Regions from separate parts of the Homo sapiens genome. Here region 1 is linked to region 2. The links are chromatin contacts, found by Hi-C or POLR2A ChIA-PET in ENCODE. All regions are on one chromosome and are shown on one strand. The core of a region is the stretch at or near the end of the contact, and the rest is flanking DNA. Distances in the headings are between cores, read along the strand shown.

What was found. Hi-C counts contacts between places; a loop is a spot of excess contacts on that map. ChIA-PET counts read pairs that join two places held with the same protein, here RNA polymerase II (POLR2A). Pooled maps may share reads with other maps.
Region 1: a loop to region 2 is called in a pooled map, with 2.7 times the contacts of the local background. The contact joins two enhancer-like sites. A Hi-C loop is called at or near these places in 2 of 37 single-sample maps with no recorded cell type and 6 of 50 pooled maps. POLR2A ChIA-PET finds 5 or more read pairs at or near these places in 3 of 52 experiments (GM10248, GM12878 and OCI-LY7).

The regions. Positions count from the first base shown.
Region 1 is chr15:85,456,181-85,459,080 of GRCh38, forward strand. All of the region lies in intron 1 of AKAP13 (A-kinase anchoring protein 13), which reads left to right. Among named protein-coding and RNA genes, the nearest start is that of AKAP13, 77 kb to the left of the region's middle. Within about 2 kb of position 1,396, at least 5 of the 41 ENCODE cell types and tissues checked have a DNase peak (open chromatin) inside an H3K27ac peak, as active enhancers do; they include OCI-LY7, where a contact is called at or near this core.
Region 2 is chr15:85,716,952-85,720,033 of GRCh38, forward strand. AKAP13 (A-kinase anchoring protein 13) reads left to right here. Exons shown (of 37, transcript NM_007200.5): 21 at 339-451; 22 at 1,056-1,208; 23 at 2,125-2,375. Among named protein-coding and RNA genes, the nearest start is that of LINC02883, 40 kb to the right of the region's middle. Within about 2 kb of position 1,785, at least 2 of the 41 ENCODE cell types and tissues checked have a DNase peak (open chromatin) inside an H3K27ac peak, as active enhancers do; they include OCI-LY7, where a contact is called at or near this core.

The DNA of each region.
Region 1 (2,900 bases), core at 146-2,645, 260 kb before region 2:
TGGCTTTCCACTCTAAACTTCTGCAAATTCATTCTTCTTCTTGTAAGCAAAATCAGAGGTGTTTAATTGTTTAGTCACTTGGATATATACACTGAACATTTTTAGTTAAACAGACCTTTCTGCTTTGAATTGAGGATGACTGTTAATAAGGTGTTAGAAATGAAAATCAATCCTGACTTCTTCTTCTTAATCAGAATCCAAATAATAAGGACTGCACTGCTGCAGTCTCTATGGGGACACCCACTGCTCTCACTTTTCTGTTTTCTTCTTTTTAAAAAATTTTATTTTTTAATTTAATTTTATTTTTTTACTGTTCCTTGCAGAGCAGGGCTACCCCAAAGGCAGTGTTCCCAGAGTAGCCCACTTTCTGTTTTTTTTTTTTTTTTTGAGACAGAGTCTTGCTCTGTCGCCCGGGCTGGAGTGCAGTGGCGCAATCTTGGCTCACTGCAAACTGTGGCCTCCCGGGTTCACACCATTCTTCTGCCTCAGCCTCCCGAGTAGCTGGGACTACAGGCGCCCGCCACCACGCTTGGCTAATTTTTTATATTTTTAGTAGAGATGGGGTTTCACCGTGTTAGCCAGGATGGTCTTGATCCACTTTCTATTTCCTTATAGCTCATGTTGACAGCTTTTCTCTCCAACATGGGTCTACTCATCTCATGTAAAATTATTACTATACGTTCTTGTTGAGATCATGAACCTTCTCTAAAAATTTCATGAGGTTGTGGATTTGGAGAAGTATTCCTCAGTCCATTCAATACAATAACAGTAATGACTATAGTTTATTATCTACTGTGAGTCAGGCACCAACTGTAGCGAGACATTCTAGTTACGTTTTCTTGTATACTTCCCCACAGTGTTACAAAGAGGACATGATCCCCTTTTTTCTGATCAGTAACTTGAACCTGTAAAGTGAAGGTTGAATGAATTGCCCCAGACCTCATAGAAATAATATATTCTGCATTTGTATTTTTAAATCAGTTTTTAAAAAGTAACACATCTAAAATAGTAAGAGGCATGTCTAAAATTCTAGTGTAGGTCTGTTTAACACCACAGTGAGTGCTGCTTTTTTTTGGTGATTGAGGGCCTACCGTAATATATCATTGTGGCAGCTTCTTTGGAAGATAAGAAATTATCCACCAGAAATAAAGAGGACACATTCTCTTTTAAGGAAAACACCATCTCGGCTTTTAAACACTTTTCTTTTTTAAAGGGTGAAGGAAGCCATGGAGATTTCTTAAGAAGAGAGACACTTCCTACCTTTCTTTTGGGAAGCACTGTACTGATTCTGTTCAGCAGTGTACAGAATTGGAGCCATAGTAGAAGGAGGTGGAGATTGGAGAGCGCCTAGCTCAGCACCCTTGGCGACTAGTTGTAGCCCTGACTCCTTGGAGTGATCTGTATGTCACTCTGTATTTGGACACAGCTGTTTCCTCGGGTTGCATGGTAACAAACCAAATAATTTGCCTTTAGGCTCTTTTGCTTACTATGTCTGTCATCTTTTACACAACTGAAGCCTTTGGTGGAGAAGGATTTTGAGTTGACTACATTGCTTAATTGTAATGACTATTCTGTTTGACCTTTCTAAGCCAGAGCTTCACGAAGAGAGATTTGAATGTTTGCTCCGTAGAAGTAGGTCTCTTCCAGGGGTGAGGCACTGTCTTAAAAAGTTATAAAGAGGCCGGGTGTGGTGGCTTATGCCTGTAATCCCAGCCCTTTGGGAGGCCAAGTCAGGTGGATCATGAGGTCACGAAATCGAGACCAGCCTGACCAACATGGTGAAACCCCGTCTCTACTAAAAATACAAAAATTAGCTGGGTGTGGTGGCGCCCGCCTGTAATCCCACCTACTCTAGAGGCTGAGGCAGGAGAATTGCTTGAACCCGGGAAGCAGAGGTTGCAGTGAGCCGAGATTGCGCCACTGCACTCCTGCCTGATGACAGAGCGAGACTCCATCTCAAAAAAAAAAAAAAAAGTTGAAAATACTAACTTTTAATTATCCCTTAAAAATAGATATTCCAGTTTTTCTGATTTTTAGTAATACATGTTTGTTACGGAAATTCTGAAATATGTAGACCTTAACTTATGGAAACTTTAGAATATAAAGTAGAAAAATGAAAATTACCCATAATTGTAATTTCTAGGAATAATCACTATGAACATTTGAGTCTTCCCCTTTCTTTTTTTCTCTTTTTTTGTATTTTTTGTTTTTTGTTTTTTTTTTTTTTTACTATATATGTATGGAGTGCAACACATCTGTATTTTAGTTATCACTTTACATTGATTAAGCATTTGTACATGCTATTAAGTTCCTCTCATAGCTCTAATTTATATATTAAAATAATCATTCTCCTAATGTTATATAGATTATTTCCAGATTTTAATAGTATAAATAAAATCCTTGTAGACACAGTTATTTGTAAATGTTTGATTTTTAATACCTAATACGTATTAGACAGATTTCTACTGCGTTGAAACTTAGGGTGATCATTTTGAATGGCAGTTTTTACAACTGAAGATTTTCCCTCCTGAAAACTTTATTTTAAGCATCTTGGATAAATGTTTCTTAAAAAACATTATATACTTTAATAAATTACTTAACAGCTTAAGTTTTCCGTGACAACTTGGTGCCATCATTAAATTATAAGCATCAATCTTACTGTGTTGCTGGAATAGTCTCCTCCTTAATGGCTTCTATCACTCCAGCCTTTCTTGTTCCTGTCTGGCTTCTTTCTAAATATTTGTTTTCCTTAGTGTGTTGCATTGAGTCATACTTTTCTGCATGTACTTGTCTAGACAGTTTCAACTACCTTCATGTCATAAACTATATCACTTTTGTGCGAATGATTCCCAAATCTACAGCTCTAACCAAGACTTTGCATGAACTTTAGATCCCTATAT
Region 2 (3,082 bases), core at 535-3,034:
AAAACAGTGTATTGGTTAGGCAATAAGTTTTAAACAGAAAGTTTCTTATATAATGTGTACATGGTTTGATGGAAGAAAGTTCCCCTTGCTTCTTATCACTTTCTTTAAAAAGGCTCAAAAAGTCCTCAGAATTTGAGTCTCCAGTGATACTAAATGCTCCCGACTTTGTTACCAGGCCATGTGCATGTTGCTGTGGCCCCGACATAAGCAATTTGTCTTCAGTCACTGTAGTACTTCCAGCCAGTTGTCATTCTAGAGTCTTCAGGTACTCATTTAAGAATGCAAGCCATAGGTTATCAGAATGTATTTGACAGTATGTATTTTTCTTTTGTCCCCAGAGTTGGCAATGATGAGAACATGTCAAACACCTGGAAATTCCTGTCTCATTCAACAGACTCACTAAATAAAATCAGCAAGGTCAATGAGTCAACAGAATCACTTACTGATGAGGGTAAGAGGAAGTTATGGCCTTTATTTTATGCCTCTGTAGGGACTGTGTGTGTGTCATTACCTAGAACATAAGTCTTAATGGAGTGACAGTACCTGCCTCTTCTGTATCCCGTGAAGATTCTCTAAATTGTCAGTAAAGTGTCCAGTGCTTTGTCATGACTGCGTAATCAGACTCATCCAGCAGCTGTCAAGTGAAGGATGTCATTTATTTCGATGTGGGCCTACTCTTTAGTACAAATCTTTTCCTTCCCTTAGACTTTTTTACATGTACAGTTCTAGCTCACAGAGCAATTGTAAGCCTGCTCTCTTAAATATGAAAAGGTACCAGGTCCCTTCCAATTCTTAACTTCGTGTAGATAGAAGTCATGTCTTAATCATGTTTGATTTATGTCATGTTTATTACTGTTAACCTAAGTCTCGAATGTAGAGTCTGTCACTCCTGAACAGGATATTGATTTTTTTCTGGTACTAGAATATGATCTCTGTGAATATCCCCTGTATTCATGTGTCTTATGAAATCAACTATCATCTTGAGGAAAGTCCAACATAGGCTTATTTTACAGGTCACAAACCTGATTCTGATATTGATTTTTTGATATATTGAGGAGTAGGTACAGACATGAATGAAGGACAACTACTGGGAGACTTTGAGATTGAGTCCAAACAGCTGGAAGCAGAGTCTTGGAGTCGGATAATAGACAGCAAGTTTCTAAAACAGCAAAAGAAAGATGTGGTCAAACGGCAAGAAGTAATATATGGTGAGAGTCTTCATTTTGCTCTGATTATATTTGATTTCCATTGTCCAGCATTTTTAAGCAGTAATTTGTTGGACTATGAAAAATCAGTTTTTTAGTATGTGGCTTCTTGAAAAGATTTCCTTTAAAAACTTTAAGGTACAGAGACGTGGTCCTGTTGGTATCCTATCTCCTTTTTGCCCCACTCTTCTGTTTTCAGTTCTACTGAACATTGTACTTATATGTGAGTACTTATTTATACAGCAGTCCTAGAAAGAGATATCTCAGTTTTTTTCCTTACCTACACTAAAAACTAGACTAAACACAAGTCATTTCTGAGAACTGGGTATACAGTCAGTTACGACAGGTGCTGAATCCAGTGAAGACCTCTTTGGAAGTCATAATTTAAGACTGATGGAATCCGGGGTACCTATTATCAGAAAATAGGACACGTGAAAAATAGAGGAATAAGACGAAAACACTTGACCAGGCTCAGCGGCTCATACCTGTAATCCCAGCACTCTGGGAGGCTGAGGCGGGTGGATCACTCGAGCCCAGAGTTCAAGACTAGCCTGGGAACATAGTGAAACCCCATTTCTATAAAAAATACAAAAATCAGCCAGGCGTGATGGCATGTACCTGCAGCCCCAGCTGCTCGAGAGGCTAAAGCAGAAAGATCGCTTGAGCCCAGGAGGTTGAGGCTGCAATGAGCCATGACTTCAGCCTGCACTTCAGCCTGGGTGACAGAGCCAGAACCTGTCTTAAAAAAAAAACAAAAAAACAAAAAAACGAGAACACTTTTAGGGGAAAGATAGCTGTTGACCCAATTTTAAGGTTCAAATTGGGCTCTAAACTAGCTTTGGGACTGCAGCAGATGATCTTTGAGGGCGAATGCTTATAAAAGAGTGTTCCTGACACTTGATCTTTTTCCTCCTTTTAGAGTTGATGCAGACAGAGTTTCATCATGTCCGCACTCTCAAGATCATGAGTGGTGTGTACAGCCAGGGGATGATGGCGGATCTGCTTTTTGAGCAGCAGATGGTAGAAAAGCTGTTCCCCTGTTTGGATGAGCTGATCAGTATCCATAGCCAATTCTTCCAGAGGATTCTGGAGCGGAAGAAGGAGTCTCTGGTGGATAAAAGTGAAAAGAACTTTCTCATCAAGAGGATAGGGGATGTGCTTGTAAATCAGGTGAGAATGGGAAGGATCTCAGGTTCTTACATACACTGGGAAAAAGGGAAGTCATGGGGTTCCACAGCCATGCATTCACATCTTCTTTCTACCATTTATTATCTGTGTAAGCTCAGGGAACTTATTTAATTTCTCTGGAGCCTTGATTTCCTTTTCTGTAAAATGCAGACAGTAGGGTTTCTCTCCTAATGTTATTTTGGAAAGTTAAAGGGAGGGTATATATAAAGTACCTAATGCATATGATAGATGCTCAGTAAAACTTAGTTTTTCTTCCTCAGAGTCTGTGCCATCATCAGAAACAGTATAGTTTAAGAAATCAATTAATATGGCCAGGCACAGTGGCTCATGCCTGTAATCCCAGCACTTTGGGAGATGAGGAGGGCGGATCACTTGAGGTCAGGAGTTCAAGACCAGCCTGGCCAACATGATAAAACCCTGTCTCTACTAAAAATACAAAAATTAGCCAGGCGTGGTGGCATATGGGAGACTGAGATATAAGAATCGCTTGAACCTGGGAGGCAGAAGTTGCAGTGAGCCGAGCTCATGCCACTGCACTCCAGCCTGGGAGACAGAGTGATACTCTGTCTCAAAAAAAAAAAAATTGAAAATTATTTAAATATTTGGGGCTGGGCACACTGGCTCACACCTGTAATCCCAACAGTTCGGGAGGCTGAGGCGGATGGATTGCTTGAAGCCAGGTGTTCAAG